2 separate regions of the Mus musculus genome follow, and region 1 is linked to region 2. Evidence: chromatin contacts called from ENCODE POLR2A ChIA-PET data. All regions are on one chromosome and are shown on one strand. Each heading gives the region's core, a stretch centred on a gene start or an enhancer-like site at or near the end of the contact. The rest is flanking DNA. Distances are from core to core; before and after follow the strand shown. Region 1 holds the start of Cnot1 (CCR4-NOT transcription complex, subunit 1). Region 2 holds the start of Setd6 (SET domain containing 6).

Region 1 (3,232 bases), core at 688-3,187, 92 kb before region 2:
CCATTTTAGGAAAGACAAGAACCACCCAGCCTAGATACACAGTCAAAGGACTTTGACCTTTAGGGCATTGTGAAAATCCTGGCTCAGTTTTTATGGCTGTCAGATTTTAGTAGTGATGTATAACCTCCGAGGAGAGATGGGCAGTGAGCTTAAGAATCTCCTCTAGGAGGCCCCGTTTATATCAGCTTTATTTCAGCTTACCTTCAGTTTGGGGGCAATTGAAGCTTGAACTAAACTGGTTGTAGAATTACAGAATTGATCTTGGGTAGTTGACTTGTATGTCCCCCTCCCCCTTCTCCAGAACAGTCTCAGTTCATCTTTGTCTCTCTTCTTCTTTAACAACAAAAGAAAACAAAACCCACAAAACGAAACAACCCCCATATTGCTAAATTGCACAAATAAAACATTGATAAAAAAAGTTCAAGATGGGGGCTGGAGAGGAGCTGTTTTTGCAGAGGTGCAGGGGTGGGTTTCCAGCACTCATAGAGCAGCTTACAACTTTACTGCTGAGACTCTCATCTCAGTCCCGGGGCATCCAATGCCTTCCTGGGTACCAGGTCCACACTCTCTAGGTGAACATATATATAGGCAAGCACTCAGACACTTTTTTTTTTTCATCTAGGGGTTGGAAAGATGGCACAGAGATTACAAGAGCTGGCTGCTTTTCCAGAGGACCCACCCAGTGGCTCACAACCGTTCACTTCCAGAGGGACGGGCATCCTCTTCTGACCTCTGAGGACATTGTACATGCATGGTGCATAGATTTACATGCAAGCAAACGCCTGTACACGTAAAATAAGTAATAAAAGTCTTTAACACATCTCTTTAAAGTTCAAATAGTACTGGTATGAGAGGTTACGTCTATTATCATCTCAGTATTTTGGAAGATTGCAAGGAGCTCAAGGTCAATTTATGCTTCTTAGTATGTTTCAGGCCAGCCTGGACTACAGTTGGGTTAACTGAAAGAGACCTTGTTTCAAAACTCAAACAAAAAGTCTAAAAGATAGGAGGACACAGTGGATAACGTAGCCTTTTATCCAAGAAGCAAAAGGCATTGGCATCCTTGAGAATAGCCAAGAGCAGGAGGAGAACTTCTGTTTCTATATCTCTGCAAAGCGTCCCTGCTTCAAAAGACAAATGGAAAACAAACTTTAAAAGAGCCAGGATTAGGTGGGCATCTGGGAGACTACATTCTCCAGCATGCATTGCTGCTCTAGGGCGCAGACAGTGATGGAAGAGACCACGTTACTTTTGCGACAGGAATAGGCGGGGCGTGCGACTACATAACCCAGGATGCAAAGGACCTCAACTTTGCCCCGCGTCTGACGCCTTCTGATGACTGGTGCTCCTTGCTAAAGAGATCCGAGGGGTGGACAATGCTTCCGCTGGGAACCCGCACAGCCTCTCGGACCGTGACATTTCGAAAGACGAAGGAAAGTAGACGAGCATCACCCTGTCTCTAAGTTAGAGTAGTTTGTGCGCAGGGTGGCAATGCATTAACGAGCTCCCTTCCGTATTTTTTTGTTTCCCGGAGGCAATGACCAGCCAGTCCCCATAGGTCGAACACCTCGAAGGCTTATGTCTTCGAGTCCCAAATCGAAGTTCCCAACGTCTAACCATTGGCTTACACCCGGGTGCGCAGGCGCCCAGACTCGGACCCAGTCCCAGGGCTGATGAGCGGCAATTGGCCTGAGCCCCGCAAACTAGGAGTCTGGATTGGTGGTTGCTAGCAGGAGCCTGGTTTCTTCCTCGACTTCTGCGAGTGATTAGTGTGTGATTGGTTTAAATCCGCGGGTACCCATCGGCGATTGGACCGCCGTTGCGGTCAGCGCGCGGCCATTGGCTGGGCGCTAGGGCCATCCCTCCGCCAAAGCGGGCAGCGAATGGTGAAATGGGAACTGGGAGGGGAAAGGCCGCGACGTGAGCGCGCGACCTCGGGCGCCATTTTGTCGAGAAAACAAGCGGAGTTAACCGAAGAGGGGGGTCGAGGAGAGCCGGAGTCGAGGACCCAGGAGTTTCCTGTGTCCAGCGCTGCGGGAGCCGACTGAGGTGAGGCGGGCTGGGGCTGCGGTTGGAGGTGGCGGAGGCTGGGAGTGTCAAGCTCGGGACGCGGGTCCGGGTGGGAGCGGTACCGGGGGTGGGGTGGACTGGGGACCCTGGAAGCCTTTTCCCGGGGCGTCGGGACTCGGGCAGGCGAGCCGGAGACGTGGAGCCAAGGCGGGAGGGGACGGACTCGGCCCGCTCGCGGCGGCTTTGCTCTCTTGGAGAAGGGAGACCGGGGGCTCACGTTCCTGGATTCGGAGCGCCCGGGCGCGGGTGAGCAGCTCCGGAGCGGCTCGGCCTGGAGGCCTTGCCTGGAGGCTTCGAGGATGGCGGCGGCGGAGGTGGCAGTTCGGATCCCAGGGCCTCGGCTCGCCGCGCGCGCAGGGCTGCAGCCTCCTCGGAGCGCACGAGCTCCTCAACTGTCCCTTTCCTCCCGGGCTCCCGGATGGGGGGCTATGGGCGCGGGCGCCCGCGGCCTACCTAGGTTCCTCGCTGGGCGGGCGGGCCAGGGGGCGGGTTTGGAGTTGCTGCCGATTCGTAGCGCTTTCCGGGGACTCCCTCCCCTCCTGCGCCCCCCAGCACGTTGTCAAGCCCCTCGCTTTTGGCTGCTTGGCGGTGGGAGGGGCGGGCGGGCGGGAGTGAGCACTTCCGTGTTACCCTTCTCGCTACAGGTTTTTTGTTCCACTCGCGCGCCCCGGCGCTCGCACTTTCTAACAAGTCGATAGCCCCCCAACTTAAGTCACCTAGGTCCCTGTGCGGTTGGTAGTGTTGGTTCTGCCTGTCCCAACGCCCCCAACCCTCCAACCGGCAACTACCGGCAGATGCCCACCAGTGAGCAGAATGCTTGTGGGTCTTGATTTGGTGCAGATCTTGGAGAGATCTTAGGTTAAGCCTAAGGCTAATAAGCAAACACATTTGGCCATGCCACCAGGTCCGGGAGGGAGCTCACCCACCTGTGCTCACAGACATTACTTGCAGGAGGAGTGCTTTGTAGGTTTTGAAAAGAAGTGCTTTTCAAAGTGTTGTATGGAAAATTAAGCTTCATGAGAGGTAAACGTTCCCCAGAAGTCACCTCGACAAATATTACAGTCCCACCTTCCGTGGACATTTAATCCAGGCAGGCCTTGTATCAGTGAGCTCTAGCCCCAGATGTCGAGTTTCTTTGGGGCCTATATACTTCTTTTTCCTC
Region 2 (2,831 bases), core at 116-2,615:
CCCACCTCCTAATAGCACTGAACTGCTGTTAATGCTCTCCACAGGGCCTGAGGTGACTTGGCAGAGCAGGCAGCTATTCTGGTGGACTTAGGGTGTGTCCACACCATCTCAGTTGATATCAAAAGTACACCGGAGAGTAGCTAGTCTCACCGCATTTTCACGATTAGTAGGAAACTGGAGCCCAGTGATTTGATTTGTAATGCACACCACCTGACCAGGGATAGGGGTCCACTCACTGCCGAGTACTCTAGATTGGCATTATGATTGGCTATGTGGTTTAGTATGTCTGCAGCAGGCACCATCAAGGGTGAGTTGGGCTCCTTTTCATCATCATCTTCCTCCAGCGGTTCTTGAAAGCTGCCGCAGAGAGAACTCAGCTAAGGCCCAGTCTCGGGTGAGGGACCTGGAGTTCACTGTTCTTTCCCACCTTCCCTCTCAAAGATGAGGGTCTGCTCCTCTAGGCTTTAATCACTGACCTATAAGCCATCACGAGGGCCACGAGCTGCTGATAGAGTTCCAGGGAGCGAACAGAGGGGCTGAAGAGATCCGAGTGAGCCTCCATGAAGGGCAGGACGATGGAATAGTATTCGCTACGGATGTTCACCAAATCCTTCTCCACGGCTTCGGGGACACCTGTACCCTTTAGGAGTCGCAACCGCTCTTCCTCCGGCCTGCAAGGACAGCCCACCCGGAGCCCTTCGCAGCCTTCTCATGCAGCAGGTGCCCAGTCCCAGAGCAAAGAAACTGCAACAGGTTCTTCCCGGCCCTTCCCTCGGCTCTCACCAAAACATGGGATGCTCCAAACGCCCCAGCTCTGGCCAGAGCGCGAAGTAAGGGCTCCAGGGTGATGCTGGGGCCTGGAGCTCGTGGAGCAGCGCCAGCAGCAGCGGCACCCACCCAGACAGGCTCTGCAGCGCGCCTCGCTCTAGGGAAGACACCAGGTGAACGTCCAAGCGCCACTCCCTTGCCAGCCTCCGAGCTGGTCCCCCTGCCCCTTCCTTACCCACCTCGCTCCAGCAGGCCGCTGATGGAACAGGTGTGGGGGGACAGAAGCGCGGACCGCGGCACTGCGAAAAGGAGCTCCCCGGCCCGCACGCTCTCCCGCGCCACCATGCCATAGCCGGCCACCGTGCCCTGCCGGCTCACCGTCACCTTAGGACTCAGCTCCAGCCCCACTCGCCTGCACCAGCGCAGGAAGCCGGCCACCGCGTCGCCCTCGGGCTCGCCGCCGCTGGACCCCGCAGGGAGCGGCAGGGGCGCGCGGGCAGCTCTCGGGGAGGGACAGGGCGCGACGAGGGGCGACCCGCCACTTACCCGCGCGCGCTTGGCGGGGGCCGCCATGCTGCGAGCAGCCGGGTCCTCACTGCGCTTCCGGGGCGGAGCTGGGCGTTTCTACTAAACCGCTCCGGTTTAGGAATCGCGCGTGCGCGTGCGCACCGGCCTCCACCCTAGTTCTGGCCGTGTCCCGGAGAGCGGCGTGCAGGGACAAAACAGTTTCTTCCTCTGTGGAGGCTGGGCTAGTATGCCGTAGTGACCGACTGATGGTTAGTGATTAACCATCATTTCACTGACTGATTGATTAGTCCGTTTACACCTGGGTTTGAAGTGGCCTTAAGGGTTTCCACATTACACACACACATACGCACGAGACAGACAGACAGACGAGAGACAGAGACAGAGAGGAGAGAGAAGAGAAAAGAGAGAGAAGAGAGAGACAGAGAGAGAAGACAGAGAGAGACAGAGAGAGACGCTGGAAGTAATATAAGGTGAATGAATGATAGCACAAACGGTAACATGGAGAATTCAGTAGTTTAGTTTCAGTACCTGGAAGGTTGAGGGGGGTTTGTGGTTTACTGGGAGTTTCTGGCAAGCCAGACAACAGAGTGACACCATGTCCCAAAACAACTAAAACCAAGCAAATAGTGTTGTGCCCTTGCTTTGAAGCGGTCTTTCTTGCTGGCTAAACTTTCTGCTCAGCTGTGAAATAGAGTTAGTATCAGGACTGGTAAAATTATATCTCAGTCAGAGTATATAGCCGCTTGGTAGAACCTTGACCATCATGTATAAACACCCTGGTTCAATCTCTTATCACCCTAAGAGGAAAAAAAAAATTAAGCAGGGTGGCCTACATAATTCTAACACCCATGACGCTGAAGTAGGATTGCTGAGTATTCAAGACCAGCCTGGGCTACAGAAAGATTGCTCAACCCTCCCCCAACCAAATGTGTCTAACAGGCACTATCCTCCAACTATCAGCGCCCTGGGGCAGCCAGGCAGCCTAAACAGTTGAGCCTTCCCTGTGATAGGAAACACGACACACGTAGACTTAATTTCTTTATTAGTTTTTCTGCACAGTTAACTTTCTATATCAAGGATTTTTGTTTTGCATTTTGTAATCTCAAAGTCTCTTTATCAGCCACCAAACAGAATACACAAAATTAGGCTCTTAACTTTGTACAGAGAGGAAAATAATGAACTCCATTAAAAGTTCATCTTGACCAAAGAGAAGACAACTACCAATGGGAAACCACATACAGGAAGGAGGACCTGATATACATACATATATATATATATATAATGTATAGGTATTTATAGATATCTTAAGAACACAGCAAAAAGATGTCCAATACTTGGAGTGCTATCTACAGTAAGGGATTAGTTCTACCACCTCTAAACAGTCACATTCAGTATTCACGGAAGCACGTGAGTGAACTGAACCGGGGATAGGAAACACTCCACTGGACTCCAGAGCAGTCTAGAAATGGCTTACAGTTACAGAAAGGGGCGGCATGTGCCACAGATAAATGGATGTGGGTGTCCTCTTGCCTCAG

Evidence for each region. ChIA-PET counts read pairs that join two places held with the same protein, here RNA polymerase II (POLR2A).
Region 1: POLR2A ChIA-PET joins it to region 2 with 12 read pairs in Patski. The contact joins the promoter of Cnot1 here to the promoter of Setd6 in region 2. POLR2A ChIA-PET finds 5 or more read pairs at or near these places in 3 of 5 experiments (Patski and embryonic stem cell).

The regions. Positions count from the first base shown.
Region 1 is chr8:95,806,150-95,809,381 of GRCm38, reverse strand. It overlaps Cnot1 (CCR4-NOT transcription complex, subunit 1), which reads left to right and starts at 1,937. Exons shown (of 49, transcript NM_001372353.1): 1 at 1,937-2,049. 4930513N10Rik (RIKEN cDNA 4930513N10 gene) reads right to left here and starts at 2,552. Exons shown (of 4, transcript NR_015574.3): 1 at 202-2,552.
Region 2 is chr8:95,714,447-95,717,277 of GRCm38, reverse strand. Setd6 (SET domain containing 6) reads right to left here and starts at 1,365. Exons shown (of 7, transcript NM_001035123.4): 1 at 1,008-1,365; 2 at 784-925; 3 at 477-671; 4 at 237-357. The coding sequence starts at 1,341. It overlaps Ndrg4 (N-myc downstream regulated gene 4), which reads right to left. Exons shown (of 17, transcript NM_001372423.1): 17 at 2,322-2,831.